6 separate regions of the Mus musculus genome follow, and all the other regions are linked to region 3. Evidence: chromatin loops called from intact Hi-C (ENCODE). Cell type or tissue: heart. All regions are shown on one strand. Region 1 overlaps Wrap53 (WD repeat containing, antisense to Trp53). Region 2 holds the start of n-TTagt5 (a tRNA gene). Region 3 overlaps Dnah2 (dynein, axonemal, heavy chain 2). Region 4 holds the start of Per1 (period circadian clock 1). Region 5 holds the start of Phf23 (PHD finger protein 23). Region 6 overlaps Chd3 (chromodomain helicase DNA binding protein 3).

The links. A loop is a pair of places that touch in the nucleus more often than their neighbours do. Peaks named below come from ENCODE experiments on the same cell type or tissue, not always from the same donor. Only the 100,000 strongest peaks of a DNase experiment are listed, where the experiment ranks them.
Region 1: it touches region 3 in a loop (2.4-fold over the local background); 2 of 42 quality-filtered maps call a loop at or near these places.
Region 2: it touches region 3 in a loop (2.6-fold over the local background); 3 of 42 quality-filtered maps call a loop at or near these places.
Region 4: it touches region 3 in a loop (4-fold over the local background); 13 of 42 quality-filtered maps call a loop at or near these places.
Region 5: a loop joins it to region 3, with 3 times the contacts of the local background. A loop is called at or near these places in 10 of 42 quality-filtered maps.
Region 6: it touches region 3 in a loop (3-fold over the local background); 3 of 42 quality-filtered maps call a loop at or near these places.

The regions. Positions count from the first base shown.
Region 1 is chr11:69,573,471-69,578,470 of GRCm38, forward strand. Wrap53 (WD repeat containing, antisense to Trp53) reads right to left here. Exons shown (of 10, transcript NM_144824.3): 2 at 4,977-5,000; 3 at 4,156-4,267. It also overlaps the pseudogene Rps27-ps2. Among named protein-coding and RNA genes, the nearest start is that of Wrap53, 3.3 kb to the right of the region's middle. In heart, a CTCF peak has its summit at 1,959 (motif pointing left); no DNase peak of the experiment used is centred here; H3K4me3 peaks cover 1,435 bases; H3K27ac peaks cover 723 bases.
Region 2 is chr11:69,108,898-69,113,897 of GRCm38, forward strand. Per1 (period circadian clock 1) reads left to right here. Exons shown (of 23, transcript NM_011065.5): 23 at 184-1,063. The coding sequence ends at 462. It overlaps n-TTagt5 (a tRNA gene), which reads left to right and starts at 1,568; the gene lies at 1,568-1,641. n-TScga3 (a tRNA gene) reads left to right here and starts at 2,022; the gene lies at 2,022-2,103. In heart, no CTCF peak of the experiment used is centred here; DNase peaks (open chromatin) are centred at 334, 754, 1,534, 2,044 and 1 weaker place; H3K4me3 peaks cover 3,338 bases; H3K27ac peaks cover 2,135 bases.
Region 3 is chr11:69,416,814-69,421,813 of GRCm38, forward strand. Dnah2 (dynein, axonemal, heavy chain 2) reads right to left here. Exons shown (of 86, transcript NM_001081330.1): 83 at 4,917-5,000; 84 at 4,749-4,823; 85 at 4,457-4,607; 86 at 3,996-4,334. The coding sequence ends at 4,180. Gm51903 (a long non-coding RNA gene) reads left to right here. Exons shown (of 2, transcript XR_003949708.1): 2 at 2,176-3,990. It also overlaps a transcript of Kdm6b not described here. Among named protein-coding and RNA genes, the nearest start is that of Kdm6b, 3.1 kb to the left of the region's middle. In heart, a CTCF peak has its summit at 2,787 (motif pointing left); DNase peaks (open chromatin) are centred at 858, 1,258, 2,168, 3,408 and 2 weaker places; H3K4me3 peaks cover 5,000 bases; H3K27ac peaks cover 4,921 bases; H3K27me3 peaks cover 1,017 bases.
Region 4 is chr11:69,097,125-69,102,124 of GRCm38, forward strand. Per1 (period circadian clock 1) reads left to right here and starts at 1,825. Exons shown (of 23, transcript NM_011065.5): 1 at 1,825-1,884; 2 at 3,385-3,792; 3 at 3,881-3,979; 4 at 4,072-4,226; 5 at 4,327-4,448; 6 at 4,551-4,752; 7 at 4,863-4,914. The coding sequence starts at 3,518. In heart, a CTCF peak has its summit at 2,865 (motif pointing left); DNase peaks (open chromatin) are centred at 587, 1,717, 2,277, 2,967 and 4 weaker places; H3K4me3 peaks cover 4,115 bases; H3K27ac peaks cover 4,362 bases.
Region 5 is chr11:69,993,616-69,998,615 of GRCm38, forward strand. It overlaps Gabarap (gamma-aminobutyric acid receptor associated protein), which reads left to right. Exons shown (of 4, transcript NM_019749.4): 4 at 844-1,334. The coding sequence ends at 909. Phf23 (PHD finger protein 23) reads left to right here and starts at 2,151. Exons shown (of 5, transcript NM_030064.4): 1 at 2,151-2,438; 2 at 3,982-4,013; 3 at 4,131-4,223; 4 at 4,686-5,000. The coding sequence starts at 2,405. In heart, a CTCF peak has its summit at 1,986; DNase peaks (open chromatin) are centred at 986, 2,036 and 3,676; H3K4me3 peaks cover 3,112 bases; H3K27ac peaks cover 2,402 bases.
Region 6 is chr11:69,363,584-69,368,583 of GRCm38, forward strand. It overlaps Chd3 (chromodomain helicase DNA binding protein 3), which reads right to left. Exons shown (of 40, transcript NM_146019.4): 2 at 1,109-1,221; 3 at 390-560; 4 at 37-161. Among named protein-coding and RNA genes, the nearest start is that of Gm32483, 2.9 kb to the right of the region's middle. In heart, a CTCF peak has its summit at 2,840 (motif pointing right); DNase peaks (open chromatin) are centred at 1,538, 2,968, 4,658, 4,998 and 3 weaker places; H3K4me3 peaks cover 3,801 bases; H3K27ac peaks cover 4,146 bases.

The sequences.
Region 1 (5,000 bases), 160 kb after region 3:
AAGGGCTGGTAAAATGGCTCAGCGGTTAAGAGCGCCAACTGCTCTTCCAAAGGTCCTGAGTTCAAGTCCCAGCAACCACATGGTGGCTCACAACCATCCGTAACGAAATCTGACGCCCTCTTCTGGAGTGTCTGAAGACAGCTGCAGTGCATACACATATAATTAATAAATAAATAAACAAATCAAAACAAACAAACAGTAGAAGACTAAGTTCCTGCGAGCCACCACGAGGTTCCGTCTGCTCTGAGTCAGGCTGCAGAGGCTGGACTCTCCTTTTCCTTCTCTGTCTTTAAGATGCTGACAGGTGCTCGTGGGAGAAGGTTCCCGAGCCTTTTTACTTTCTTTAAAGCTCCTCTCCTTTCCGGCGGTGACGACCTCCCTACGAGAACATGCCTCTCGCAAAGGATCTCCTTCATCCCTCTCCAGAAGAGGAGAAGAGGAAACACAAGAAAAAGCGCCTGGTGCAGAGCCCCAATTCCTACTTTATGGACGTGAAATGCCCAGGATGCTATAAAGTCACCACGGTCTTTAGCCATGCACAAACGGTGGTAGTCTTGTGTGTTGGCTGCTCCACTGGCCTGTCAGCCTACAGGTGGAAAAGCAGGGCTGACAGGAGGACGCTCCTTCAGGAGGAAGCAGCACTGAAAGGCCCTGGTTGAAGATGAATGGGAACCTTCCCAAGAAACACGTTTTGGATAAAAACAAACAAACAAACTCCTCTCCCCACCACATGGCTGCTTGTTACCATGTGGCTAACCTTGATGTGTAACTCAAATGTCCCTAAAACTGAATAAAAAAAAGAACCACAACACAAAAACATGACAAGGACCAGGGCTGCAGCTTCATGGTTGAGTGCCTGCCTACCAGGCAAACCACCACCACCATCATCACCACCACCATCATCATCACCATCATCATCATCACCACCACCACCACCACAGCCCCCGCCAACAACACCCAGGTGTGGTGGCACAGGCCTTTAATCCCAGACTCAGGAGGCAGAGGTAAGTAATTCTCTGTGGGTTCAGAGTCCAGGCCAACCAGGTCTACAGAATGAGTTTCAGGACAGCCAGGACTGTTACACAGATAAACCCTCTCTCAATACTACAACAACAACAACAACAACAACCACCTGGCTTGAAGGATGACTGAGAAGAAGCCGTGGATTCACACTGCATTCGGGCCTGATGATGTCATGCATTTACTTCCTTGGAACCGCAGCCATTCCCCTCAGTTTACACCCGCCACTTGCTCCCACAGTCAGTGTCCTCAGCAGATTGTCATTACCACCTCTAACCACCAAGTTCACTCCCTCTCTCCACAATTCTACAACCCGCTTCTGCCAGACACAGCAGCTCCTGCCTGCAATCCCAGAGCCCTATGACAAGACACAAGGTAGAGACAAGACAATCCCCTCACCTGCAGCACTGAACGAGAGACCCTGTCTCAATCAACATGGAAAGCAGTGACCCATACCCAGAAGTGTGTTCTGACCTCTGCATGTCCCAAAATTCACACACGCACACACACATATCACGTGCACACAAAGGGGTTTTTCCACCTATGTTTACGAGCAGGGCGTAGCAGTGCATGCCTGTGATCCTAGCACTTGAAGCATGAAGATGAGGAGTCTAAGGTCATCCTCAGCTACTCACGGAGCCCAAGCTCAGTCTGCAGATGAGCCCTTATCTCAAGGGGGGGGGGAGAAGCGGACAGTCCAGAAGCAGGTATAGAGGATATCTGAGAGGATCTTTGAGGACAGTCTGGTCTACATAGTGAATTCCAGCCAGGGCTTCACAGTAAGACCCTGTCAAAAAACTATAAAAAGCAGCTGGAGAGATGTCTCAGTGATCAAGAGCACTGGTTACCCTTCTAGAGGACCGAGGTTCAACTTCTAGTACACACATGGCAGATCACAGCCTTCTGTGACCAATTCCAGTGCCCTCTTCTGACCCCTACAGGCACACATGTGGTATAGACATATAGGCAAAACACCCATACATGGTCTACAGTTTCATGCCAACCAAGGCTACATAGTAAGACCCCATCTCAAAACAAACAAACAAACAAACAAAACAAAGACAACCAGGGTCTGTGTGCACTAGGCAGACAACCTCGGCACTTACGGTAGAGCCAGCAGATAGGAGTTCAAGGCTGTCCTTGGCTATACAGCTGCTTTGAGTTTGAAGCCAGCCTTTTCTACATAAGATCGTCTCAAAGGCGTGGGGGAGTGAGGGTGCTGGAGAGATGGCTCAGCAGTTAAGAGCACTGCTCTTCTAGAAGACCTGGGGTTCAATTCCCATTGCCCACATGACCGCTAACAGTGATCTGGGACTCTAGTCCTAGGGGATTTGACCTATCTTCTGGCTTCCATAGGCCCTGTATGTATGTGGTGCACAAATGTACATTCAGACAAAACTCATATGCATTAAAACAATTTTTAAATATAAAAAAAAAACCAAACAAACAAAAAATCCAACTTTTTACTTGGGTGTGACAAATGATGCCTGTTAGTTTCCAGCACTTGAAAGGAGGGAGGAAATCAGGCTAGCCTCAGCCACATAACGTGCTAGAAGCCAGCATGAGACCTGTCTCAAAAAGAGGTGGCTGAAAAGATGGCTCAGAGCATTTAACTAGCAGAGGACCCAAGTTCAGTCCCCAGCACCCATGTCAGATGCCTTCAAAGTACCTACCAACTCCAGCGTGGCTCTCTACTGGGAACACAAAGGTCCTTGTGTCTACAGGTAAAAACCCTATTCTTCCATCCAGAAAGCTAGGAATTGAAGTGATTAATAGTCCTGTGATCTGTTATCTGCTGGGCTAAGCCATACCAAGTTCCTTCAACCAGGGCCAGAGGTGGCTAGTACTCTAAATGAGCCTTACAGACAGGGGCTCCCCAAGCTCCCACAGCCAGGACCTGAGATACCTAATAGTCTAAATGACCTTCACATCATCTGTATGGCCAGGGGCTTCCCCAGGCTCCCACAACCAGGACTACAAGTGGCTAATATCCCAAACGACCTCTATAGCATCTGTATGACCAAGATAAGGCCAGACGCTTCCTTAGGCCCTAGATCTTCTTGGAACAAATGACAAAATGACATGTCAAGTCAAGTTTCTATGCAATTATGCTTCCTCGTGTCCCGGAGATTGCATTACACCAGGAAACGTTTTCCAATTATACTGCATTCACTGCCTGAGATCAGCCTCCCTAGCATCCTGATCTACCTTGATGGAAGCCAGTCTGAACCAAGTTTTCATTCTCACCTGACGTTCTCTTGCCTGCCTGACACCCGAAGACCACCCCCCTCAGCTCTGAAGCACACCCCCCCCACACACACACACACTCACACACTTTAAAAAAAAAAAAAAAAAAACTTGGTTTGGTTATTTCAAAACACGGTTTGTTTGTTTGTTTGTTTGTTTGTTTTTCCATATAGCTCTAGCTGTCCTGGAATTCCCTCAGTAGACCAGGTCATCCTCAAACTCCAGAGATCTGGAAACTCTGTCTTCCAAGCGCTGGGGTTAAAGGAAAAGAGGGAGAGAGCAAACGGATATGGAGTCTCACAGCACTGCTCGGGTGCACTGTAGCTCGCCACAGGCTGAGGTAAGGGCTTTGAGAGCATTTGTTAGGCCGTGTAATAACCTTACTTATTGATATGCATTTGCACACTGCCCCCAAAAAACACAACCAGCTCTTCAGTCATGGTTCATGTCTACACAAGCCCAACACAGGGGTCTTCAGTCATGGTTCATGTCTACACAAGCCCAACGCAGGGTTCTAGCGTCCTGCAGTTGAGGATGGCCTTGAATTTACCTCTTCTCCACCTCTGGGGAGCTGTGGTTACCAGTGAGGCAGCACAGCAGTCTATGCAGTGTGGGGGCTCAAACATGGGCTTCGCGTGTAATGCTATGCTAGCACTCTACTGAGCTACTTCCCCAGCACCATTTGAAAAAAATCATTCTAGAAACACACAATGTCACAGAAAACACCGGCTCCTGACTAGTCTTTAAATGACTTCATAATTCAAGGCAGAAAATGATGTATATAGTGAGGGAAAATCCTGTCTGTCAACAGGTGACGCATGGACACACAGTTTTCACTTGCAGGGAGGGCTCTAAAGTGCAAGGGCTGGCAAAGGCCCCTACCCTTACCATTTCGGCGTAATCCACCTGCTCTTGTTCACTGTACAATTCTGGGGGCAGGTTGTAAATCCGAAGGACATTATCAGCACTATTGGTCAAGATACAGGAACCGTCAGGGGCCCTGAAAATACAGGAAAATTAGAAAACCCAAACAGAGCTGCGATTTCAAGGTTGTAGTGCGAGGGCCATGGCTAGCCTCTGAGTCCCTGAGAAGACACCCGGCTCTAGGGAAACAAGCTCGTGCAGAGAGTGGTGGCACACATCTGTAAGCCCAGCTCCTGGAGAGGCTGAGGCAGAGAACCAACCTCCAGGCCAGTCTGGGCAACTTGACCCTATCTCAAAATAAAGCAAAAAAGGACCAGGATGCTGGCCACTCTGAGGTAAATCCACAATACGATACACGGCAGTACGCATCCACAGGGGAAGGGCAGGGAAAACCTTAACCTCGGTATCACCCGTAGTCTATTGCTCCCTAGCAACTTCTAGAAACCCTGGGGTTGATTTTAGCTTTTGTTTTGTTTTGCTTTCCCTCAAGACAGATTCTCTAAGTAGCCCTGGCTGTCCTAGAACTGGACCCATGGTCCATGTTTGCCTGGAACTCACACATCTGCCTGCTTCTTCCCCCAGAGTGCTGAGATTAAAGGCATGCGCCCAACTTTGTTACTGTTTTTATTTTAAGACAGGGTCTCACTCTGTGGACAAACCAGGCCTCCATTTCCCAACAGTTGAGATTACAAGACTGTCGTCCCACCGAAAGGGGCCAAGTATGTGTGGTTAAGTTTTAAGGGGAAACTCCTGAAGATGGCCATCTCCTTGCCCATCGTACTTACCACTTGCAACCTTTCAAGAAGTTC
Region 2 (5,000 bases), 310 kb before region 3:
GAAGCTGGGCTCTCCAGTCTCCTCAGTAGAGGATTTTCCTGTCTTGTTAGACTGTAGGTACATGTGTGGACTGGTTTCTTGGAAGTATATTTTGCGACTCACTATTGGGTTAAGGTCGGGATGCTGGGCTAGCAGGTTCCCAGTGAGGACACTACATAACTCATCCTTTCTTCTCTCCCTAAGGCGTGTGTGGACTGTGGCAGCAGCGTTCAAGATCCTGGCCACTCTGATGACCCCCTCTTCTCAGAACTGGATGGATTGGGGCTGGAGCCCATGGAAGAGGGTGGAGGCGAGGGTGGTGGGTGTGGTGTTGGCGGTGGTGGGGGTGATGGTGGTGAGGAGGCCCAGACCCAAATTGGGGCTAAGGGTTCAAGCTCTCAGGACTCTGCCATGGAGGAAGAAGAGCAAGGTGGGGGCTCATCCAGCCCAGCTTTACCTGCAGAAGAAAACAGCACCAGCTAGACTCCATTTTGGGGCCGCTTACAGCAGTCTAATGAGAGGCTTCCTTTCGACCATGTTGGGGTTCTTATAACTCAAGATACAGCTGGACCAACCAATAGGAAACTGCCCCAGCTTCTCCCAACATAGGGGGCTGGACCCCCATTACCAGCCCAGGCACAGGAGCTGCCTCTAGCTTCTTAGCAGAGTGGAAGTTCTCAGCCCCATTTGGAGGATTGTCCACGCCCGTCCCACTGAGGAGACGGGCGGGTCTTCGGTTAAGGTTGCTGACAAGCTGCTGAAGTGGTCTGTCCAAATCCCAGCTGAGCCTGAGTCCCAGTCGCAGGGTTGGGGCTGCACTTATTTATTTGGGAGAGACAGCTCACTCTCCCACCTCACCCCAAGATGGGAGGAGGGGAACCTGGGATCTGTGTAGGATCCAGGTCCGTGAACCCCTAGCTGCTCCAGGGTGGGGGAGGTTGGTGGACCATGGAGTCCCTGGTGCTGCCCCTCAGGTGGGACCCAGGTGTTCTCAGCTCTACCCTCTACCAATGACATTTGTGTTTTTGATATTGTGTCTGTTATTTTTTTTTTAATACAAAATGACAAAATGAAAAACCAAAAACCCAAGACTTTGTGAAATGAAGTTGGGAGTTTGGGTGAGGGGAGGGGTGGTCCTTCACCAGCAAGGGTCGCTGTGTAAGTGGGAGATAAACTCTTCCTTTTCCCTCCACATTCCTGGCAGCCAAGGACGTTGTAAACTCTACACTTAACACAACTACAGTCTTCACCATTACCTTAGCTTGGTTATCTTTACAAGAAAAGGGGCAACGTGGCTAAGGTTTTGGCAAGGCCAGTTCTCCGTACGGTGGCAGAAACAAGTAGAAGTGCTTGGAACTCCGTGGGCTGACTTCTAAAATTTATGTTAGCACACCAGAAATAGCTGGTCACTTTAGTTAAGATACCAGTCCTTGAACTTAAAACTTAGAAGAGGGGAGCTTGGGAGGGTTGAATAATAGGAAATCCAGTTCGCACTGTTGGTCAAAATAAAAAACCTCCTTTCTAGGCACCTATTTGCTACCTGCCTCTAATAGCTGATCTACTTCGAAGTGAAAAGTGCATTCTCGTTGGCGCCGTGGCTTAGCTGGTTAAAGCGCCTGTCTAGTAAACAGGAGATCCTGGGTTCGAATCCCAGCGGTGCCTGGTTTATGTGGGAAGTGATATATTATTGCTGGATTATTGACATCTAGCTGCCGCCTTGCCTAAATATACTCTTAATGCCAGTTTTCCTATGCACTTTTAAGAGTATACAGAGGCAAACCTCTGATTCTTAAGACCCTGCTGCTCAAACCTAGGAAAGACTGTCATACGGAATGTACTAGTTTTATATTAGGGTTTCACTGTGGCTCCTTGAGAAGAGAGCCACGGGAAGACGTTGCTGCTCAAGAAAAGGCCTCGACCTGGCACTCTAGGTGTAGCGCACGCTTTTAAAAAAAAAAAAAAAAAAAAAGGAACGGTGAAATCCGCAGGGGTCGAGGGCCTTGATGGCCAGCTATAGCTCCACAGGCCAAGGGCCGCACGCGGCTGTGATGGCCGAGTGGTTAAGGCGTTGGACTCGAAATCCAATGGGGTCTCCCCGCGCAGGTTCGAATCCTGCTCACAGCGCTAGTAGTTTTGGTATTGCTGTCCCGATTAGCGGAAAGTAGTTTATTTTATTTTCCAGTTCTTTCTTTAAAGAAGCTCCCACTGGGATTCTGTCACCCGGGACCGTTTCGGTAGCGCCTCGGTACGACTTACTGTGAACTTGTAAAAGACGCTTCGATTTCAATTCCTAACTCCGTTCACGAAGATTACGGGCTCCACTCGGAATCGCTCATCCCTTTTCGCTACTTTCCGACTGTATAACCCGAAACCACGAGTCATCCATTCACCTTGGCCGCTACCATTTCTTATTTTTGAGATTTGTGATTTGATTACATTTCTCACTTCCACTTCCTCCCTTCAAAACTTCCCAAACACTCCTCCCAGCTCTCCTTCAAATTCATGGCCTTCCACCCACCCCCAATTGTTATTGCATGCATGTTAAGTATATGTATATATATACACATATATTACCAAATATAAAGTCTGTATAACGCTACCTGTATGTGTATTTTCAGGGCTGAGTGCTTGGCACTGGCAAAACAGTCCAGTCTTTCCTGGTGCGGGCGGATCACCTCTCTCCCTCCCTGCTTTTAGTTGCCTACAGCTCTTTGTGTGGGGCTGAGGCTCTATTTTCAGCTTCAGTGGGAAAATGGTTTCCCCCAGACTCCACAACTCAAGTAGCTTATCACCACCACTCTTCCTTTCTCTGATTACTGCAGAAGAGCACTCCCAGGGAACTATGGCCACCCCCCAACCTCCCATATCTAGATTTTCCACCTCTCAGGCCCACATTTCTCTGCTTTCCATATCATCCAAGTTTTCCTTTCTACTGTATTGCTCCCATCAGCGTCCAGAAGTAGTGATTTCATTCAGAACAACAAAAATATCTGCTGTGTGTTCTTAGAACTCTTATGTGTAAGGCAACTTAATCCCCAGATATGGAAACTGATGGGAGGTAGGGACTTTGGGACATTATTTGAGCTAGAGGATGTCACATGAGTGGATCTCTCATGATGACGATATCTCTATAAGAAGCAACTCCCAATAAGCTTGCTTATTCTGCCGCCCCATGATTCCCTCTTCCAAATTCTGATGCAACAAGAAAGCTCTCACCAGATATGCTGGTGCCATGATCTCAGGCTTCCCAGCTTCCAGAGTGATGAGCTAAATTGGCCTCTGTTCTTTCCCAATTACTCAGAATATAGTGTTGTCGGAAGCCAACTGGAGAAAAGGCTGGTACACAGAGGAAGATGCTGCCTGGACCCCGGACTCCTCTTCAGTCAACATTCCGTTACTTGTTTTTCTGTATCGCAGGAAGACATCACTGTCCCTGCCTTCCTCTACCCCTCTGAACCCCCTCCAGCCTCGCTTCCTTTGTTAAGGTTAGCAAATAGCCATCACACTGCTAAATGACTAGTAGTCAGATGCTTGCCCTGAGAAATAGCCTCTTCATTTGCCTTCCAGCCTACAGCACCCTCCTGATAGTCCTTTTGCCTGTTAGCAGCTCATTCACAGCTTCATCTGGACCGCCCCCCCCCCCCCCCCCCCCGTTAGAGGGGTCGCCAGGCTCATTCTTCCTGGTCTTTCTTCTTTACCTGTGCTTTCTGCTGAGACATCGCTAGTCTAGTGACTTTAAAAGCCAGACGATCCCTTACATTGCCTCACGTTTCCTTCTCCAGCTCTGGAACTGTTCCTGAATGTTTATTATATATTGCTGGCCACTTTCTGTCTCCACTGGGCTGTATACTAGGGATCACAAGCTTTCCCTAACAATCCATATTGATCCGTCAGCAATTTCTTTTTCCTATAAGCAAGGTTTAGCATTTTAGAAATGTAACAGCGTGACTGACTTTACTATTACATCATAATCCAGGCTTGTCTCTCACTTGGATCATTGCAGGGTCTCCAAAATTACTCCCTGATGTCCAGTCTCTTGGGGTGCCAGGGATTAGCCCAGGACTTTGTGCGTGCTGGAGACTCTCTAAATGATGCCCCTCCTCACTAACTGCCACTCTTGTGACTCCAGTTCTCTTCCAGTCTACCCTTTTTGTGGGAGGGAAGAAGGGAAGGTTGAAACACAGTAGCTCAGGATGGCCTCAAATTCATTATACTCACTATGTAGTCCAGGTTAGCCTTTGAATCACAATGATCTTTCTACCTTAGCCTCCAAAGTGTTGGGATTGCACACATGAGCTTCCCGTCCTTTCCCTCACCAACAGAGAGGGATACTTCTAATATATAAACCGAGGAGGAAGGGGTGGAGGCTGGCTCACATCTCTACTCTTCCATCCAGGTTGAGACCAGCTTGGGTGCCATAGTGAGAGTTGGTTTCAAACACAGTACAATTCTAATCAGCTTTCTGAAAACACAGCACCAAGGGCTCAGGCTACAGCCAGTAGAGTAGTTCTTGCCTCTTGGGAAAAAGCCCTGGGGTCCAATCTCCAGATCCAGGGGGAAAAAAAAAAAAGCATGAATCTGATTCCATGAGTTCAGTGGGTGGTGTCAATAGAAACTCATTTTTTTTGGAACTGTACTATTTGTACTGTATGTGCAAATAGAAATGAATTCTCACATACACAGTTTTATAGCTCTTTATGTTATGGGGACTCTGCATGGAACAGCCCCAAGGGGGTCAGTGTAGTGGATTTCAAAGAAAAAATTACGAATATTCATGAGGCGAGTACATATTGTATAAATATTCACGACATGAGTGGCATAATCATAGAAGAAAGTGACCCCTTTCTCCCCTCTCAAATAATAATGAACCAATTCCTCCATGAACCTCACAAAAAGGTGTGTGTGTGTGTCAAAACCACGAGGCACGTGATATTCTAGTGACATCAAGCTTTTGAGGATGCAAAGCCTTCATCAAAGCATCTGTGTGTCTGAAGGCTCTTTTGGCTCAGTTCCTGATGTCG
Region 3 (5,000 bases):
TATTTTCTGATACTCATTCGGTATTAATTTTATACCAACCACTGTGCTAAATGCTTTGCATAAATTATTTCACTGCCCCCTCCCATCAGCTAGAAGGTAGGTATTGATATTTAAATGTCCCAGATTGCAGATAGGAGGTTCTGCAAGGTTGTGACTTTTCCCGAGTCCCATTTAGTGGCAGAGCTGGGGTTAGAATCCAGGTTTGAGCCGACAATCCACATTCTTAGGCACAAGAAAGGAGACTCTGTAATACCATCACCAACTCCAAGATTTAACAGAGGGCAGCCATAACTATCACTGGACTTCTCTCTCAAAAGTGGGCAATACCAGAAGCTGATCCACCTACCTACACAGATAAAGACCTTGACTTTTCAGCCTAACTCTTTCTCCTCAGTTTGGTAAGAGGAGGTGACGGGAGTCGCAGGGATGGGCTGGTGTGTATACCCACATACAGCTCCTCTCTTAGGGGCAGCTGTCTTGCAACTACACCCACTTCAGCTCAAGCTGGGAAAGGGGCAACCTGACACTGGGCCATGCAGCAGGTGGGAAACTAAAAAGACTTCAGGAGACACTTCCAAGGGCGCGCGGGAGGGAGTACGGGGGGTGGTAGTGGTAGTGGGGACTGGAGAGGAAGTTTTTCCATGGCAATCTAGGAAAAAGAAGGGGGGGGAAGACCCAGAATTCTCTCAAGCCAGCAAAGGGGCAAAGTCTTTCAGGCCACACCACACCCGCGCCCCTCCCCCTTCACGAAACTCCAGGCCAGGGTTTCCCACCTGCAGGATGCTAATGCCAAGGGAAAGGAAAGGAGAAAGAGATGGCACGGGACTGGAACGGGACTCTGGGCAGAGGTGGGAGGGAATGGAAAGGGGAGGAGATCGCATTGCCTGGCAACCGTCCCGGGGCACGTGCACTGGTGACATCATCCCAGGCCACCTCGAACACAGACCTTTGACTCCTACCAGGGCGAAGAAGCTGCTAGCTGGCTAAATTTCCTGAGAAAATAGCTTTAGGAATTCTGGGAACCCAAAAAGGAGACGAAGGAGGGAACCCAGGCGTCCTGCTTTTATCTCTGTTAACCCCAGCAGAACCAATCCTAGGGAATCCGGTCATTCGCCTGCCTCCTCCTCTCAGCCTCCAGCCTTGACCTCCCAACCCACATTTCTGACTGTCCCGACACGCCCCTCGGAAATACTGTGCCTTCTTTCTTCTGGGCTTGATCCCGGGTTAGGGGCGGGAGACTAAGGGACGGGGCACCAACCAAGTCCCGCGGGACTCCGTCTGCTATCTGCAGGATCCCTTGTGCCCCAGCTGGCCGCCAGCCGGAATCTGTCTGGGTCCCCAACTCTCCCGCCCCTCCCGCGCCGTTCCAGGGCGGAGTCTGTGGAGTTGAAATCAGGACACGCGGAGAGGAAGAGTTATATAACCCTCTGGAGAAGCAGAAAAGGACGAGTGGAGACGGGGACAGCCCGAAAGGAGCCAAGGGAGGTGTAAAGAACGCCAGAGCGTGCGAGGAGGAAATGTTAAGGAAGGGAAGAGGAAGGTCTGGTTTGCCTATCAAAAGCAGGAATTTACAAGAAAAAAAGAAAATAGGCGTAATGACCCTCTGGCCTAGAAAGTCACCGGGACCACAAGGGGCTTCTCACAGTGTCCTGCCCTGTCACTAACTGCAGCTAGGCCTGGGTGGGTTAAGCCTCGGGAAGGGGTGCTTGTACCCACTCCCTTTCTTTTGTGGAAACACCCTTTGCCGGAGCTCGGGAAAGCCGCGGCTGAGCCTAGGGGGCCGGAAACCACAGCTCCGCCCAGCCCACCTGGGAGCTTGGGGCGCCAGCTGGGGGTGGCGGTGGGGAACACAGGTAGCGGGCCTTCCCTCGAGAGGCTGACATTAACAGTCGACACCCGGCTAAAGAGCGCAAACCCACCCAGACGTCTGGGCCCGCAGGGGTTGAGAAACACAACCCTGGACTAGTTTGCAAACACAGACTGACGACCTGAGGCAAAGGGGGGGGAGGGAGGGAGAGACACACACACGACTCGCCGCGCAGGCGCAAGAGACTGTCTGGGCTCGTGCAGTGGAAGGGGTTGTACAGGGAGTGGAGCGTGTGGGAGTGCACGTGCGGATCCTGGGTAGCCACCGCCACCACCCCCCCTTCCACCTCCTCCCTCTCCCTCTTTCAGGCTCTCTATGACAGCTTCCCATTGGTCACTAGGACCCTGACGTAGTCGACGTCCGCTAAAGCCGATTGGACTGGAGAGAGTGAGTTTGGGAATCTGGCGGTGGACGTTCCCCAGCCTGTTACTCTGGCAACTGAGAAAACAACCCTGGCAAGCGACGGAGGTTCGACCAGCCTTACTCTGAGCAACCACTGGGTCCGTTCCTATCGCACCTCAATTAATTACTTCTTTTCTCTCGGAGTTCTCATCGCCAGGAACTAGGTGTTCTGCCTTCGACCTTCCCCACACTCCAGCCTCCAAGACACAGTCACAGGCCACAAGCCAGAAACGAATCTGCAGTTTAGTGACCAACTCAACCCAAATGCCACTTCACCACTGTTTATTCTAGGCCGGAAAAAGCATAGTCTCTCGCCCTGTCCCTAGCTTCTGCACTTTACCCATATGCTTACAATTTCCTGGGCCGGGGGCGGGTGCCAGACAGATGACAGGGAATCAAAGGTGAACCTCAGCGCACCTTTCTCAAAGGTGCGTGTCACAGCTATAGATAGCCCCCCCCCCCCAACCCGCATGGCCCTCGGCTCTGGTGGGCGTCTCATCTTCGCCATCTCGTGGCTACGTGGGAAAGGTTCAGCATGGAGAAAGGGCCAGAGCCCAGTGAAGGCTAGGGAACTGAAGACGGAAAAGTGAGGAGGAGGGCACCGGCAACTAGAGGAACGAACCAGGCGAGGCCGAGAGCAGACGGTGCGGTGGAGTGCTGTGAGATGGAAAAGCTACCGCTCCTGGAGGGATGGTGAAAGTTGAGAATACATACACATCTCCCCGGAGAAAAGAGCTGGAGGGAACCTTTGAGTGGCCCTGTAACTGGAAGTTCACTTTGCCTGATCGCTTCTGATCTCAGTGAGCCAGCGCCTAGCCATAGCCCTATCTGCAAACTGTCCTATAGTCTCCTTCCTCAGGACCGCTGAGCCCCGCCCTAGTGTCAATTCACCATCCCAAGCGGGACTGGGATTACTTTTAGGCCCTTTTGACCTTTAGAGCCAAGACCACGGGTTTTCCACTACCTTTGCCTTGTTCCCTTTTGGGGAACTTAGATGTCCTGCGCCCCGACTCTGACATTGCTTTTCCCAAGACTCAAATGCCTTGCCCGACCTCTCCAGAGAGTCTGACGTCCCGCCCCTCCCCCTTGCAAGGAGATGGTCTCCCTCTTTCCAAAAGTCCCTGCGGCTTCCCATTACCTGGTTCTGGGGGTCCCAGGTATTCAGGATCTTCAAGGCCTCTCGGGGGTCGAGCGGCCCCCCCTCCCAGGCAGGAGTTGGGGGGGCCGCTCCACCCCGTGGCGCAGTTTGATTTTCCAACACAAACACCCGCCCCCACCCCCCTTCCTCAACCCCGCCCCCGACTCGTGGTCCCGCCCCTCGCGCTGAAGTCCCTCTCTCCGGCTCCGCCCTGCCTTCGGTCCGCTCCCCTCAGCTGTAGTCTCAGATAAGAATCCCCAGTAAGGATTGCAAGGCTTCGTTACTGTGCAGTGTATAGAGCCCATCACGGACCCTTACCTGACAAGTCTTTTATTCTATTTGCATCGCGCGCCCTTCCAAAGCAAGCCCCACCCCGCCTGCTCAAATCCTTTCCAGGAGACTTGGTCACACCTTCTTTTAGGCCTGGTGGGCAAGTAGTTCAAGACCACGCCTCCTCTTATAGGCCACCTTTCTCTTCTCAGTTCTGGTTGTAGCAGCTCCTTTCCTTAAGTCCCAGCTTCCCTCCCTCCTCCAGGTTTCCTCCACCCCCAACACACATTAAAACACCATCATTGAGAGACTTGGGGCTTGGTTTTGCACGGTTTTTACTGCACTGAGCGCCAATACAAGTCTTCCACCTTTTCCGCTAGCGCCACTAGGTACTGTCAGAGTGTCACTATATGCTAGATTCAGCTAAAGTCAAAGCCTGAGATCCAGCTTTAGTTCAAGGTCCTAGGGCTTCCGACCCTCTCAAGGAGGAGAGAAGAGCTCATCAGCTGTCCAGGCTCATCAGTAGAGCAGTGCCCCTCTTAATCCAGTGATCAGATGTCATGGATCCAGATCGGAGATCGATGCCTATGACAAAGGAGGCTCGATCTGTGCTGCCTGCCCGGTTGGGATAATAATAGCAGGGACAGGAGTACATGCCTAGGGGAGAAGAAAAGAAGTAAGATTCTGGAGCCTGGAAGATCAGAGCAAGTGCATTTGGGAACTGGAGCAGGGAGGATGGGTTAGTATCCAAACGGGATAGGGAGGGGGCAGTTTCCCACCCTTGGCACTTTTCTTTCGGCTCTCTGCTGGACGGAAGTGGATCGTGGGCATGAGGCAGACCAGCTGCATGGGCTCCGCCTCCACTAAACAAGAATTCTTTCGGTCCCAGCCAGCACCCTCCAGGTACAGGCCCCGAACCCAAACTCCATCCTGGAGAGAAATGGAGACAGAGTTGAGGGAAAGACCCTACGCTGACAATACCTTTGACCTAAGTCCTCTGTCCTCCTCTTCACCCCACTTCCCACTGTTTCTTCCATTTCCCTCCTCATCCCGAGCCCATCCGCCTCCCACCTTGGGTGGATACACCAGGTTGCTGTCGTCCACAGTGGAAACTATAAATTCCCAAGAGAGGCTGTCCACTGAGATCTGTGGATTGAAGGCGACAATGAAGGAGGCCCCCAAGGAAGAGAAGGAATGAATGCACGTTCCTAGGCTGCCTCCCCGGCTCTGGATGCTCACGTTGTTTTGGCGAGCGGCAGACTGCAGTACCGCAGTGAGGAAGCCAGTGGGGAAAGTGAAGCCAGACAGCCAAAAGAGCACCGG
Region 4 (5,000 bases), 320 kb before region 3:
GCCTCCCAAACCGCTGCCTCTCCAGCCTCCCTGCCCCACATTCCCCAGCTGCCTCGCCCCGCCTCCTGCCTCCGCTTTGACGTCACCTCCCTCTCCTGCCCCCGCTTCTCCATTGACGGCAGCAGAGCCTGGTTACTGTGGGGGACTGATGAGGCCCGACAGCCTGGGCCTTGGGATCAGGTTGGGGCTGTTTGGAGTGCTGAAACCTTTTGTCTGTGTAAATGACAGATAGGGAAGTGGGCGAGCAATGGCTGCTTGGGTCAGAGGAATCACACCTAAATCCTTGAGAGCTGTGGAAAGAGAAAGGGGTCTGGAAAAAAAAAAAAGGACAGCACACGGTCACAACGCAGTACGAGGGGGCAGGAGAGCAGCATCATTTTCAGGAGGAGGAAGCTGAGCACTCAGCCTCCCGTGTCTTTTGTTTTCTGTGTTTCCCTGCTTCTGTTTTTCTGGGTTATTTTATAACAGGTCTGTGTCCCAGCATTTCTATAGAACCTTGTCTCGCCCGCCTCCTCTAAGGGAAACACCATTGTTAAGGAAAGCTTTAGCCACGTGACAGTGAGGGGCGTGCACTTAACAGCTGATTATGTCAGCCGCTGCGTGTTGGCCTCTTCACTTGCCACCTACGTTTGCAGGGAAGCCTGAGAACTACTCAGCCCAGGCCTAGGGAAGGGGACTCTGTCACTGTAGCTCTCCTGGACCCAGACTGGCATGTTGTCCCCCCCTCCCCAAAATCGAGTCTCTATTCTCTTTTTATGAATCAATGCTCTACTTTTCTTTTGAAAACATAATTTGTTGCCTCCTCTCCTGAGGCTCTCTCTCCCCTACCTATCCTTAATAGAAACAGAGCCATCCTGTTTACCGAGCATCTACTGTCAGTCCTGACGCTGAGACGTACTTACCTTACTGCTGAGAATACAGTAAATGAGACAGATGGGCTTGCTGCTGGGTTCATGAACCTTGGCTTTTGTATTCTAAGCAGCAGGAATAAAAAGCCCAATAAAAAGCCCTTGCCACCCAGCCACCCATCCTTTTTCTGCCTACTGCTGCAACTGCCCTCTCTGCTGCCCCTTTTGTAGTACTGGCTTCCTGGTCCCCACTTTTGGGGCAGCCCTAAATGTGGGTGGCTGCATCCTCTGCAGAGGCAGCACTAGTCACCAAGTAGGCTTCCTGGAGACCTTTTCTCTGATTGGCTAGTGAAGCACCTGCTTTTGTTTCCTTTCACAGTAGCCATTGGCTTTCCCTGTCCTTTCCGTTTGTCCGTATCCTTCCATCACCCACTCACCCCTTAACGACACGTGGGCCCTCAATTGCCCTTCTCTCAGGATCTGAAGGGTCAGAGGAAAGGGTTGGATTCTTTATAACAAGGCTGGGGAGAGGCCAGGGAATGTCAGTCTAGGTTTTTCTCTCTCCCACTTCCCTTGGGTAGCAGACATTTCATTCACCCGGCACCAGGACAGGTGTCTTGTTCTGCCAAGCTGGTCAGTTTAGGAAGTAGGTTTCTCTTGAGCACTTCCTGTGGCCCAGGTATCCTCCCTGAAAAGGGGTAGTTTCCCTCCCTCACTTCCCTTTCATTATTGACGGTGTGAGACATCCTGATCGCATTGGCTGACTGAGCGGTGTCTGAGGCCCTTCAGCCCAGCACCAGCACCCAAGTCCACGTGCAGGGATGTGTGTGACACAGCCCTGACCTCAGTGGGGGCCAGTAGCCAATCAGATGCCAGGAAGAGATCCTTAGCCAACCGGGGGCGGGGCCTGCGGCTCTTCGGGCAGAAGGCCAATGAGGGGCAGGGCCTGGCATTATGCAACCCGCCTCCCAGCCTCGCGGAGCTTCTGGGTTGCGGGCCGAAACGGCAAGCGGATGGAGGGCGCTCGAACGGCCAGGTAGGGATCCCTGCTGCAATCCTAGGGTTAGTCTTTGTCCCGGAGCTTGGCCGCCACTACTTCCAACGTGATGGGTCGCTTTCAGCTCTCAGAGAGCAAAACAATAATCTGCCTTTCCTGTCACTATCCACCCTTCCCCGCCCCTGGGCCCTAGGTGTTCAACTCAACCCGTCACGGGTTGTCTGCGTTTGTTATTCGTTCACCTAATCTCCTCCTCTGCTCCTCCAGAGCAGCCATCCTGAACCTAAGAGACCTTTAGCGAACACGACCCCTTTACACATTGCTCGACACTCGGGAGTCCATGGGTTTGCCCTAGCCCAAAGACCCCCTTCAGGCTTCTGCGCTCCCTGTCTTCCTCCCTCCAATTCCTGGCCTCGTGCCGGTCGTGATGTCAACCGCTTCAGGCTGGAACATCCTGTTCTCAGCGCTAGTTCTTGCTGTTGGCCACAGCCTTCCTTCCCTTTTCTCCTGGCGCTCAGAAAATACTTGGGATGGGGGTGTGGTTAGACAGGGAGTAGAGGAAAAACTATATATGCTGGTTGTTGTGTGTCCCCTATCTATGTGGTAGTAGGGTTAACTAGAAAAGTAAGGGACGAAGGAAGATGCCTGAGTCGTTGCCTATGGCAAGTGGTAACTCCAGTCCTGGTGTTTGGGAGTGGGCAGGGGCTTGAGAAAGAAAAGCAGTGTCTTGATCAGAATAATGTTCGAGGCAAGAGCGAGGATGGGGGCGTTTCCACAAAGAGCAGAGGCCGAGTGGGGAAGCTAGGACTTGCTCCTGGAGTTCCTCTAGTTTGTTACTCTTCACATGGCTCCTAGGCTCTTTGGGCCCTGGGAATTTGTTATGGTGGGTGTTCTTCTCCTCCCCGCTGCCCTGAACCTTGTTAGCCAGTATGAGGGTGTGTTGGCCAGTATAGGACTGGGTCTGTTTCCCACTTCCACGAAGATGGGGATTGGGGGAGGAGTCGTTCCTGCCCTCCTGTGGTCCCTCCAGCAACCGCTGAGCTCAGCGGCTGACGTCGGTTTCCCTGGCGACCGCGGCTGTGGCGGAAGCGCGTGGTGGGGCCAGGCACATCGGCGCGCATGTGCAGCGGGGGTGGCACCGCCCCCGGATAAAATTAGCCCGGAAGCCTAAATATAGGAGGCGATCAGCTCACCCCCTGCTCCGAGGCCTCAGAGTCCCAGACCAGGTGGGGACCTGATGAGAATTTGGGCATAGGAAACCTGCAAGCTTTGACCCTCAGCTACTGTTCTAGTCGATTGTTCAGGCTGTACTCATTCCACACTGGCAAGGGGTGTAAGAGATGGCCTACGAGAGCTGCCTTTCTACCTGTGGTATCCTTAGGTCCCCCTAAGGAAATAGAACATATTTCTATTGCAAGCCCCAGGCCTGAGTCACAACAGTGAGGGGCAGGCAGAGGAAGGACTGGGTGTAGCCAGCAGATGCTGTGGGGTTAATAGCTCAGCTTTTGCTAAACATTCCTTTTTGGTTTCTTTTTCTAGGTGTCGTGATTAAATTAGTCAGCCCTCAGAGACAGGCGTCCTACCTCCTTTATCCAGACCTCAAAAGCCCCGTTGTGCACCCGTGGTGGCTTCTTCACCTTCCCTGTTTCGTCCTCCACTGTATGGCCCAGACATGAGTGGTCCCCTAGAAGGGGCCGATGGGGGAGGAGACCCCAGGCCCGGAGAACCTTTTTGTCCTGGAGGAGTCCCATCCCCTGGGGCCCCGCAGCACCGGCCTTGTCCAGGCCCCAGCCTGGCTGATGACACTGATGCAAACAGCAATGGCTCAAGTGGCAATGAGTCCAACGGACCCGAGTCCAGGGGCGCATCTCAGCGGAGTTCTCATAGTTCCTCTTCTGGCAATGGCAAGGACTCAGCTCTGCTGGAGACCACTGAGAGCAGCAAGAGGTGTGTACGAGTGTATGTGTGTGTATGATGGCATGATGCTGCTGACCACGTGGCCCTCCCTCACCTTAGCCTGTTCCTTCTTTTCTAGTACAAACTCACAGAGCCCATCCCCACCCAGCAGCTCCATTGCCTACAGCCTCCTGAGTGCGAGCTCAGAGCAGGACAACCCATCTACCAGTGGCTGCAGGTGTGTAGGCTGAGGGCTGAGGGAGATGCCTGGGGGCCGGGCCAGACTTCGGGGCTAATATCTTTACCCCTTCATTCCTGTGGGTCCTGCAGCAGTGAACAGTCAGCTCGAGCCAGGACCCAGAAAGAACTCATGACTGCACTTCGGGAGCTCAAACTTCGACTGCCACCAGAGCGTCGGGGCAAGGGCCGCTCTGGGACCTTGGCCACACTGCAGTACGCTCTGGCCTGTGTCAAGCAGGTTCAGGGTGAGTGAGTTGTGCTTCCTGGCAGGGTCTGGCCAGGACTTGGACTACTGTAGGGGCCTTTCTCCTAACTGAATATGGCTTGGATTCCCTTCTCCTACAGCTAACCAGGAATATTACCAGCAGTGGAGTCTGGAGGAGGGTGAGCCTTGTGCCATGGACATGTCTACTTACACCCTGGAGGAATTGGAGCATATCACATCCGAATACACACTTCGAAACCAGGTCAGTTACAGCTTGGGTCCTCAGTTCTAACCCCCCTCCCCGCCCCCCCACCCCCCATTCCTACAGCTCCTAAGTCTTCCCCCGGTCTTGGTCTCATTCTAGGACACCTTCTCTGTGGCTGTGTCCTTCCTGACAGGCCGGATTGTCTATATTTCGGAGCAGGCAGGTGTCCTGCTGCGTTGCAAACGGGATGTGTTTCGGGGTGCCCGCTTCTCAGAGCTCCTGGCTCCCCAGGATGTGGGTGTCTTCTATGGCTCTACTACACCATCTCGACTGCCCACCTGGGGCACTGGCACCTCTGCAGGTATAGTGCCCTCGTCCCTGTGGAGAGGACTGGAAGCTCTCATGTTGTGGGCTCTTCTTGGCTCAGGACAGAGATGGCGCTCTGGTCACTTCCATTCCCTTCTGCTTTAGGTTCAGGTCTCAAGGACTTCACCCAGGAAAAGTCTGTCTTCTGCCGAATCAGGTAAGGAGGGGGTGTAGGAGCAGGCCTCTCTCCTACTCGTCCCTGCTATCTGTAATGTGGTCTGTGAGAAGGGGGTGGGGCAGCTT
Region 5 (5,000 bases), 580 kb after region 3:
CTTTGTATAGCCCTGGCTGTCCTAGAACTCACTTTGTAGACCAGGCTGGCCTTGAACTCAGAAATCCGTCTGCCTCTGCCTCCCGAGTGCTGGGATTAAAGGCGTGTGCCACCACACCGGGCAGTGAGGTCAGCCTTTTTCTTTCTTTCTTTCTTTCTTTCTTTCTTTCTTTCTTTCTTTCTTTCTTTCTTTCTTTCTTTTTTTTTTTTTTTTTTTCAGAGACAGGGTTTCTCTGTAAAGCCCTGGCTGTCCTGGAACTCACTTTGTAGACCAGGCTGGCCTCGAACTCAGAAATCCACCTGCCTCTGCCTCCCAAGTGCTGGGATTAAAGGCTTGCGCTTCCAAGCCCAGCTTGTTTTTGTTTTTGTTTTTGTTTGTTTTGTTTTGTTTTGTTTTGTTTTGTTTTTTGAGACATAGTCTTTCTGTGTAGCCCTGGCTGTTCTGGAGCTCACTCTGTAGACCAGGCTGGTTTCTAACTCACAGAGTTCTGCCTGCCTCTGCCTCCAGAGCATTGGGATTGAAGGTGTGCACCACTACCACCCAGTCCAAGTCAGCCTTTCCTATAGGAGAGAGATAAAATAGGAATGATTGCTTTTCTTTTATTCCTTCTGTACTAGGGACCACGTTTAGTGCCTACTGTTGCTTACAGATGATCTGTATCTTCAAATCTATTTTGAGTCCGGTTCTTAAGTTGCCTTGGTAGCCTTTACCTTTCGGCCCTTTCCTGCATCTGAAATTACCAGGCAATGCTTAAAGTGGTTCTTGAGGAATTGAGGTATTGGTGGTGAATGGTTGAGTAACGAGTTCCCTTAACCTCCCCCCCCCCTTTTGCATTTACTTCAGGAACACCATGAAGAAGACTTCTTTCTATACATTGCCTACAGTGATGAAAGCGTCTATGGTCTGTGAAGCTGCTGTACCTGAGGTGGGGGGTTCCATTCTACGAAGAGAGGTGGCGCTCCTTCCTTGACATCCAGTTCCTCCTTCAGGCTCAAACACCACCTCCTTTCTTCAGGACCTGCACTTAATGTTTGAGGCTGTCTCTCCAGTCCCTCTCAGCAGGAGGGGTAATGGTAGATACAGCCTCCATACATCTCTTTCTCCCCTTGTTTACCCTCCATTCCCACTCTGATTTAGACTTCTTGATTGTCGATCTCTGTCACATCCGATGATTGTTTTGGTTTCTATTCCCTTTCTAACTGCCCATCGGGCTCAGAACCCCAATAATCCCTTCCTTTCACTATCTTCTTTTTGGGGGGTAGGTGGAAGGGATTGACATTGGATGGGGGAGGTAGGAGGCACATCAATAAAAAGGAAACCACCGAGCTGAATTGAATTTGCCCTGTGTCATTCCACCTCCTGGTTTTTTGTTTCAAGTATCGTGAACTTCAGTAGTGGGAAAGGGGAAGGATTGAGGTATAGATCAGTGAAATAGAAACGCGTTGTTGATGTTGGTAATTTCCTGTTTTTTAGTGAGTGGAATAATGTGAACATTATCTCATGAAAGTTCCATTTTATTTATGTGTGTATTGGGGTGTGATGTAAACAGAGAGGTGGTGGTTGCTAGTGTGGGGAGGTATGGAGAAAGTTTGAAAGTACCATTTTTAAGTAAGAATATCCAGATGTTACTTTACATTAAAGAAGATATGTTCATGTTTGGGAGGTGGTAAAAGGACTGTCTATTACTGCTGCCACTGGCAGAGGTTGTGCCAGGGTATGGGAGTCTGTAAAGTAGAATTTGAGAGAGGGCAAATACTAGAAGGTGCCATTATTACTAGGAGAACTTCATCTCCCAGCATCCATTTCTTCTTTTGGCCGGAAGTGGGGCGGTACCCTGAGGGGGTAAAAAGAAGGTACAAAGTGAGGCAGTATGGTGGCCGAGAGTTATAATCCCTTCTTCGTCTACTTTCTTGGTCCCGCCCAGCCTACACTTCCCGGGAGTCAATGTGCACTCTTCCGCTCTTCTTCCCGCTCCCCGTTGCGTATCTCCCCGCCACTCCCCTGGTGGTGGGGGGAAGTTGTTTATTGCGCCTGCGCCAATCCGTGGCTTCCTGGGAACTGAAGTTCCGGAGGATCTTGCATACCCCTTTCCGCTGCCCCTGCACAGACTACAAATCCCTTGGTGCACTGCGCGATAGTGCCGGCGGGGAGGGGCAGAAGGGAGGGAGGAGAGAGGAGGAGGAGGAGGAGGGAGCAGGCGGCCGGCGGTGCGGGGGGAGGGGGCCCGGTCCGGGAGTGCGGGAGGCAGTGGTGGAGGGAGGTGGCGGTAGCGGAGTGGAGTCTCAACCGCGCCAAGCGGACACTTCGGTGGAGCGAGGCGGTAGAAACACGGAGCACTCAAGGCAGCACCGGGAATCCCGGCTTCGAGGAGGGGGTCGCCGGACCGGGTGGAGGGGAGGGGGCGATGCTGGAAGCCATGGCGGAGCCCAGTCCCGAAGGTAAGCACTCCATAGGCACAGAGGACAGGGAGCGGGGTGAGGATTCAATGGGCAAAGTTGGAGGTCGAGCCCCGGCACCCAACGGAGGAGTGCGGGAAAGGGGGTCGGGGCCCTGGCTCTTGAGGTGGAAGGGCGATGAGTTGAGATAGCTTGGAGAAAGAGGAGCGGGAGACTGGGTCGGGATAGTTAGACATCAGGTACAGCGTGGAGAGTGGCGGTGCGGGGTCTGAGCGCCCGAGACCCAGCTTCGGGAACTAAGGGCTGAAAAGGCCTCGGACTGCTTGGAGCTCTGAGACAGAGAGGCTGGGGGAAGCTGCTTGCCCTCCGTAGAGTTGAGGGAGCACGAAGAGGATTGAGTGAGGGGCCCGGTAGTTGGCCGAGGTGGGGGAGTTGGTGGCGGTGGCGCTTGAGCACCTCGTAGTTGCCGCCAGAGCTAGCTTGGTGATTGTTAGAGGGGTGGGCAGGTAGTTGTGGAGTGGGGAGAGGGTCTGGGTATTGTCTCCGGTAGAGAGCCCGATACCGAGGGGCAGCTGTGGGGCCGGAGAACTGGGAAGCGAGGCGAGCCCGGTACTTGTAGGGGCGGCGGGGCGAGGTGTGTGTGTGTGGGGGTTAAGACCGGCAACTTGCGCGGGTGGGGGGTTGGTCGGCCGGGGCAAGAGCTTCCGAGTTGTGGAGTGTGTATTGGGGGTAGCGGCGTCGTCAGGGGGCCTTCTGTGGAGCGGCTGGAGGGTGACCGGGGGCTAGAGTTTATGGGTCCGTAGCCTAAGGGACTCGCTGAGTCCGGGGGCGGGAGGGGGGCGGCCGGAGAAGCTCGGAACTGGGCCCGGGGGCCCGGCGGGGAGCCCGAAGAGCTCGAGACGGGGAGGGAGGGGCTAAAGCCCCGGATGGGGGCGGAGGGACAGCGAAATTGTGGGGAGCGCGGCCGCGGGGTGGGGTGGGGGTCTGGCTCCGGGCTGCAGCTCTTCGCCCGTCCCGGACGCGAAGTAGCGTTGGGGAGTGTGAGCCTGTGTGTGTTTGGGGTGGGGGTGAGGGGCGCGCCCGGCCTCGTGTTCGAGTCGAAGGGGCCCGGAGGGCGGGGAGCAGTTCAGCGTGGTCATCCTGGACCCTGGGGGCGGGCAGGCGGCTTGTGCGGTCTCGGAGGGCCCAGGGCAGTGGAGCGCGGCCGGCTGGGAACTCTGGGCTCCGGGCGCGTGTGAAGGACGGGGGCGGGCGGTGGCCTGGTCTCGCCCCGGGAGCGGTATGGCGGGGTGGGGCGCCAAGAGAGCCGAGTTGACTGGAGAGGCTGGGAGGGGGCGGGGCGCCGGGCCTCGGGGTGGGGGAAGGGGAGCGCTATAGCGAGGCCGGGGAGGGCGCCGCGCCCAGGCTCCGCCCCTTGGGGCGGAAGGGGGAGCAGGGGCGGGTCCGGCACAGCTGGGGGCTGTGGCTGGCTGGGCTAGGCGACCTCACGGTGGATGGGATTAGGTCGGGAACTCCGAGGTTTAGAGGTAGGATTTTACACGGACTCTTTTCTAGTGCCTTGACTCAGCTTTTATTGATTTCACAGATCCGCCTCCGACTCTTAAACCAGAGACTCAGGTGAGCTGTCCCATACCAGAACACTGAGTGACAATTTAGGGGGCTGTGTTTTGGGGAAGGGCTCCTTTAACATTCGTGCCTGGCTTCCATACGATCGTGTTTTGTCTTTCCATTTAGCCACCGGAGAAAAGGCGGAGAACCATTGAGGATTTTAACAAATTCTGCAGTTTTGTCTTGGCCTATGCTGGTTACATCCCCCCTAGCAAAGAGGTAAGGAACAGAAAAGTAGCTGAGGTGAGGCAGAGTGAATTACTTTATAGGAAGAGCCTACTGTAATATGCAAGACTAAGAAAACCGGAAGCCCTTAGGGCTATGGTGGGAGAGCTGGTTTGGAGGGATGGAATAACGGCAATGAACGGCAGAAACAAAAATTTGGAGTGTTGCTCAAGACTTTTTAATGGTTTTGAGTGGCTGTTAACAGAAAAGTGTTTCCAGGTAAGCTGTAGGGAGATGAGTGTCCTAGCAAACGAGATACTGAAAACAGTGCTGGAAGTAACAGCTGTGGCTTCTGTGTTCTAAAGGTCCCCTGAGGACTGTGAGGAAGGTAGGTTATAGAGTACACATCAGATTTGGGGTAGGGATACGTCTAGTTCCTGGTTTTTATGCTGGACATGTGGCAGGGCTGAGCTGTCACTAGACTCCGGCTGACCCTAGTCTCTTCCTCCTTTTAAGGAAAGCGATTGGCCAGCCTCTGGCTCTAGCTCTCCATTGCGAGGTGAGAGTGCAGCAGACAGTGATGGCTGGGACTCGGCCCCGTCGGACCTTCGAACTATCCAGACTTTTGTTAAGAAAGCAAAGTCATCAAAGAGAAGGGCAGTTCAATCAGGTCCTACCCAGCCAGGACCCCCAAGGTCCACTTTTTCTCGTCTGCAGGCTCCTGACAGTGCTACTCTGCTTGAGAAGATGAAGCTCAAGGACTCTCTTTTTGATCTGGATGGGCCCAAAGTGGCATCTCCACTCTCTCCCACATCATTGACGCATACTTCC
Region 6 (5,000 bases), 53 kb before region 3:
AGTATTTGTCTGAAAGGCCTCCTGGTTCTGTCATACCTCATGAACTGACTGAAAGCTTTGTAATTGGTAAGTGTGTGGTAGTCCTCCTCGGAGAACACGTGTTCCACATCCTCTAAGCCCCAGGTCAGAAGCAAGGTTGCGGATGACTTCTGCTCCACCTGCTGAGTGGGGGACAGGATGGTAAGATGGGGTTACCCTGGCTCCTCTCCCAGCATCCTTTAATACCTCTGTTAGTGTCCACCAGTCTCCTGCTCCCCTGTGTAGTCCAGTCCCCATCCCCTACAAAGTCCAGCTCTGGTGGCATCCCTCCATCCCTTACAAAGCCCAGCTCTGGCAATGTCCCTCCATCCCTGTGCCACTCTCTGTGCTCACTCCCTAACTCTACTCACCTTGTGTCCCCCATCCCCTTCTCCCCTTTTCCTCCTTTTTGTTTTTTTCTCTTTTTTTTCTCGGTGCTTCCTTCTTCGTTTCCGACCTGGTCCAGTTCCATACTCGCTGCCTCCACTCTCTGACTTCTCCCGGTACTCATCTCGCTCTGAGCCAAATTCCTCTTCACTGTCCTAAGGAAGAGAAATAAAAATAACATTTATTCATTCTCACCACGTGCCAAGAACTGTTCTTACTGCGAAACATATTTTATCTCTTTCCATCTTCACAACTACTCCATGGACCAGCAATTGATCTCTATTTGTTCACTTTTTTCAGAGGAAACCGAGGCACAGGGAGTCAAATAAACTGTCCAGGAAGGCAGAGGATTTCTAGGCTCTGAACTCACACCCGCTTCCTCTAAGACTGTAGTTTTCTTTTTCCCTCTGTATTGGGAATTAAATCCAGGGCTCAAACACGCAAGGCTCTGAGCTCCTCCCTCAGTAGACAGTGTGCCCTCAGTTCTTTCTCTCAGATGGCGAGGGAGTTACACTGACAACTGGACTCTGTACCAGGCTAGAGAAAGTGGGGTTAGGGTTCCAAGTCCAAGAGAGGCAGAGGAGACACATGAGAGAGGGGGTAAAGTCTCTTGACCCTAGGAACCCCTCTGCCCACGTAGCCAGGAACAGAGAAAATGTCATCTCTGGGAAAGGGCCCCTGAGCCTTGCTGGGGGACACTCACGAGCTTCTTCCGTTTCCTAGGTTTGCCTGGCTTGTTTTCCTTCTGCTTCTTAGGGCCTCGTTTTCGCTTCTTCACACCCAACGCTGAAGGCAGCAGCCGAATATCATCTTTATCTTTAGAGAAAAAAAAGTACCAAAAAATCTAAACTTGGAGCGTCCTTCGTTGTCCCCTTCTTACTGCCACCGTGGCACTCTCTAGGAACCAAGGCAATAACTCCTCTAAATGTCGCTGCCCCTCAACGGATGCAAACAGTGTTTCTAGTACTCTGGGATCCTCTGGTTCTGAATGGAGGTCAAGGGTCAGAAAGGAGGAGCAGCCAAGCCACTCCCTCTTCTCCCCTCCTGCTAACAAGGGACCAGACTGTAGGCCACCGGCGCAGACTGTGGCAGGTCCTTTCAGTACTCGCCAGGGCTCCTCCTGCCTTCCCCCTCACTTTGCCAGCTGGCAGCTTGCCCAGGAACCGGGGAAGCCATGCCCAGCTGCTGGCCTGGCCTGACCCCAGCACTTGGAGTAGGGAGACACAAGCTGGCAGCTCCCTAAGCCAGATGCTGAGGAGTGAGAGCCAGAGGTGGACACCTGGGCTCTCACACTAACACCCTGGGGCCCTGACATCCTTTTTGCCAAGAGGGAGGCCTGCCTCTATTTACATTTTCTTGGATAATCACACCAGCACAGCACTGGAGCAGAAGAAATTCTGTCATCCTCTCTTCCCCACAGGACCAGTATCTGCCTCCAACACATCCTAACTCAGCAAAAGCAGTCAACGCAATTCCCTAAACAGTCCTCCTCCCGGACGACTGGAGCCTACCTGCCTGCCTCCACATCTACTCCTGGAGGCTGCACCTCTATCCCACGCCTTACCTTTCACCTCTAAATCTGTCCCAGACATGCTGACACATCTATATACACACATTGCAGGGACACAAACAAGGACAGAAACACAGACACACCTAACATGTGCAGTCTCAGATTCACACACACACACACACACACACACCTGTACCTGCTTCAGCACAGCTATGGCCCTGCCTCTCTCCCCAGAGGGCGGGCCCAGGACAGGTTCTTCCCTGATATCCCACCACCCCATTCTCCCTGACCCCTGCCAGTCTGCTTAAGGTTTGGGGATCAGAGTTGTTTCTCAAAGATTAAGCCCTAATGCCACATAGAAACGGCCGTGGCTTACCTACCACCCCCACCAGTCACTAGACTAACCAGCCAGACCTGTCTTGTCCAAGTAGAGGCAGCTGCAGCCAGAGGGGAAAGCCAGGGCTTGGCCCAGCCTCTTGCCCTAGGACACACAATATTCCTTCCCTCAACAGCCAAGGGAAAATTAGCCACAATTAACACCCCAGGCCTGGGATTCCGACCTGATGCTACCTCTCCTTCTACCTCCACAATCCCGGGTCCCTGTGAGGAAAGACACTCTCGGATGGCGGGCGGTGGACGGCGTGTGGGCATGCAAAGGGGGCTGCCTGCCCAGAGGCAGTGTGTGAAAACCGATCCAGGGCTGTAATAGGAAGTCAGACGTCAGGCCCAGCAGCTGGCTCCCCTTAACTCTAGGGACTTGGGTTAACACGAACATGGAAACGACGACCGCGGGGCAAGTGGCAAGGGCAGGCCAGGCTATGCCAACTGGCTAAGGATCAGGGAAGTGGGCCGCCTGGGTCACCCTGGGTGTGTGGGGCGAGGAAGCCCGTGAACTCTACTTCCCACCCAGCCCGGCAGGAGGTTCTCAGTTTTAGGCCGACGTCGGTGGCCAGCAGAGGGAAAGAATGGCGAGGAGAGGCAAGGAAGGGTAATAAAGCAAATCTAAGCCCCAACCTCTGTCTCAGCAGCCTCTCAAAGCTGGCCGCGAGCCCAGACTCTCCCACTTCCCGGCTCAGATCTCGGGAAGGTGGGGAGGGCGAGGGCGGAGTCTGGCAGTAGGGCTGTGGGAGGAGCCTGGGCAAGAGCCTTGCTCCCGCCCCTCTCTCCTAATCTCGCCATCAATCTCTCACACTTATATTTATTTTTTTCTCAAATTCCCCTCCCTCCCCCACAACGAACCTCCATAATAGGTCTACTGCACATGCGTACTGAATGCAGGAGGTGGGTTTGTATTTTCAGACCTTTTGCAAAGAAACTACCAGAATTTTCCGCACCACCCACAATCATTTCCCCACCCCCATCCCCACCCCCCAAGGAATCACATCTATATATTATGTTATATTATTTCTCTAGACTTGCCAGAAGGGGGAGGGAGAAGAAATGAGGTTTTTTTCTTTAGCTTCCTGCTCCCTTCCCCCACCAACACGAATGCTATTATTTTAAACGTTCAACAATGTAAGGAGACTGGCGCGATGGGGGAAGGGATAAAAATTGGTCTTGGGTAAGAATGTAAAACAAAAATGGTGAGAATCAAAGCAGTCGCACTGAAAAACAATGGAAGGCTCTCACGAGTACAAATTCATATTCCAGAAAGAGACGAGGGCGGGCAGCCTGAACAGAGCTCCTTAAGAGGAGACTTATTTTTCCCCACACTGAGGTAGACGGATAATGAGTACGCTAAAAATATTTTCCGAAAGTTTTACCTCAGAAAGTCATCTGAGGGGGTGTATCTGGGTCATTTTGACTTGGAGGGCTGGAAGGGGGATGAAATTGCCCAGGGAGACAGAGGAGGTGAGATTTCATTTCAAACATAAAAATTCAAAAGCTTTTGACGCTTCTCAAGGATTCAAAAGCAAGGGGGGAGGGAGGACGCCACACAAAGACCCATCTCGACCTTAGGCTCGTTCATTCTCCTCTCTTACAGGCATCCAGTGCCGGGGATCAAAACCAGATCCGGAGTTCAGAACAGTTAGGCGAGAGTTACCGACGCCCTAACTCACCTGACAAGCCCCTCTCCCCTCTTTTTCACACCTTGCCGCAGGCAGCCCTGCGGGCAGCCCTCTCTCTCCTCAGGATCTTTAATTCTTCCCCCACTCCAAGGGAATCCTGAGGGCTCGCTGGAATAACTTTTTTCTAAACTTTTCCTCTTTTACAGGTAAACCTGACGAGGTTAGGGGTGAGGCTTTACCCAATACGCATTAAACACATTATTTTTAACACCCCCCACCCCCGGAAAAGCTGTCTCAACACGTGCGACAAAAAGTCACAGTGGTCAGTAAGACAGTTTTACAAATAACGTTTTAAAGTTTGGTGTGTGTGTGCTGCTCTGCCGCCAGAGACTTGGGGGTGTGGATGTCCCCAATCAGAGGTTGGCGACACCTATCCTAAAGAAGCTAGAAATCACTCTCCACTTGGAGGGTGGTCTGAGAGTTGCGCCACTGATCCAGAGAAGGGTCTGTCCCAAGCACAGCTGGACGTCCTACGCCAGTGGCAGGTGACTTGTCATCTCGGAGAAGGGTGCTGAGTGATGATGGTCAGGACAGAGCAGCTGGGTGGGCAGTTCACGCCCCCCAACGTGGTCAGGGTGTGTGGGTGGTTTCATCAAGAGAGTGACAGTGAATGGCAGCCACGTGAGAGTCACAGCTGGGCAGTTCGGCCACCCCAGACTGACGGGGTCACGAGGGGGGGATGGGGGCTGCACTTGACACAAAAGAGCCCGGGGCAGAGATGACGAGGGTGGGGCCGGGGGCATCTGGCTCCCCAGACATTCTCCTGTCTCTCTTCAAATCTGAGGTGACCCGAGACCTCGGCGGCCAGCTAGGGGGGAGTGGACGGTATGTCCAAGTCTTACTCCAGGAAGTGGTCTGCGTGGAGTGTGGCCACCACCTGCCTCTGGTCATCAGCCGCTACAAACATTCGCACGCCCCCTCCCACGCGTGCCACCGCACACCCCTAAGTTGGCGGGCACCGAAGTCCCTGCAGGTGGAGGGGCTGGTCCGCGGGCCACTGTCCCACCTCTGCTTGC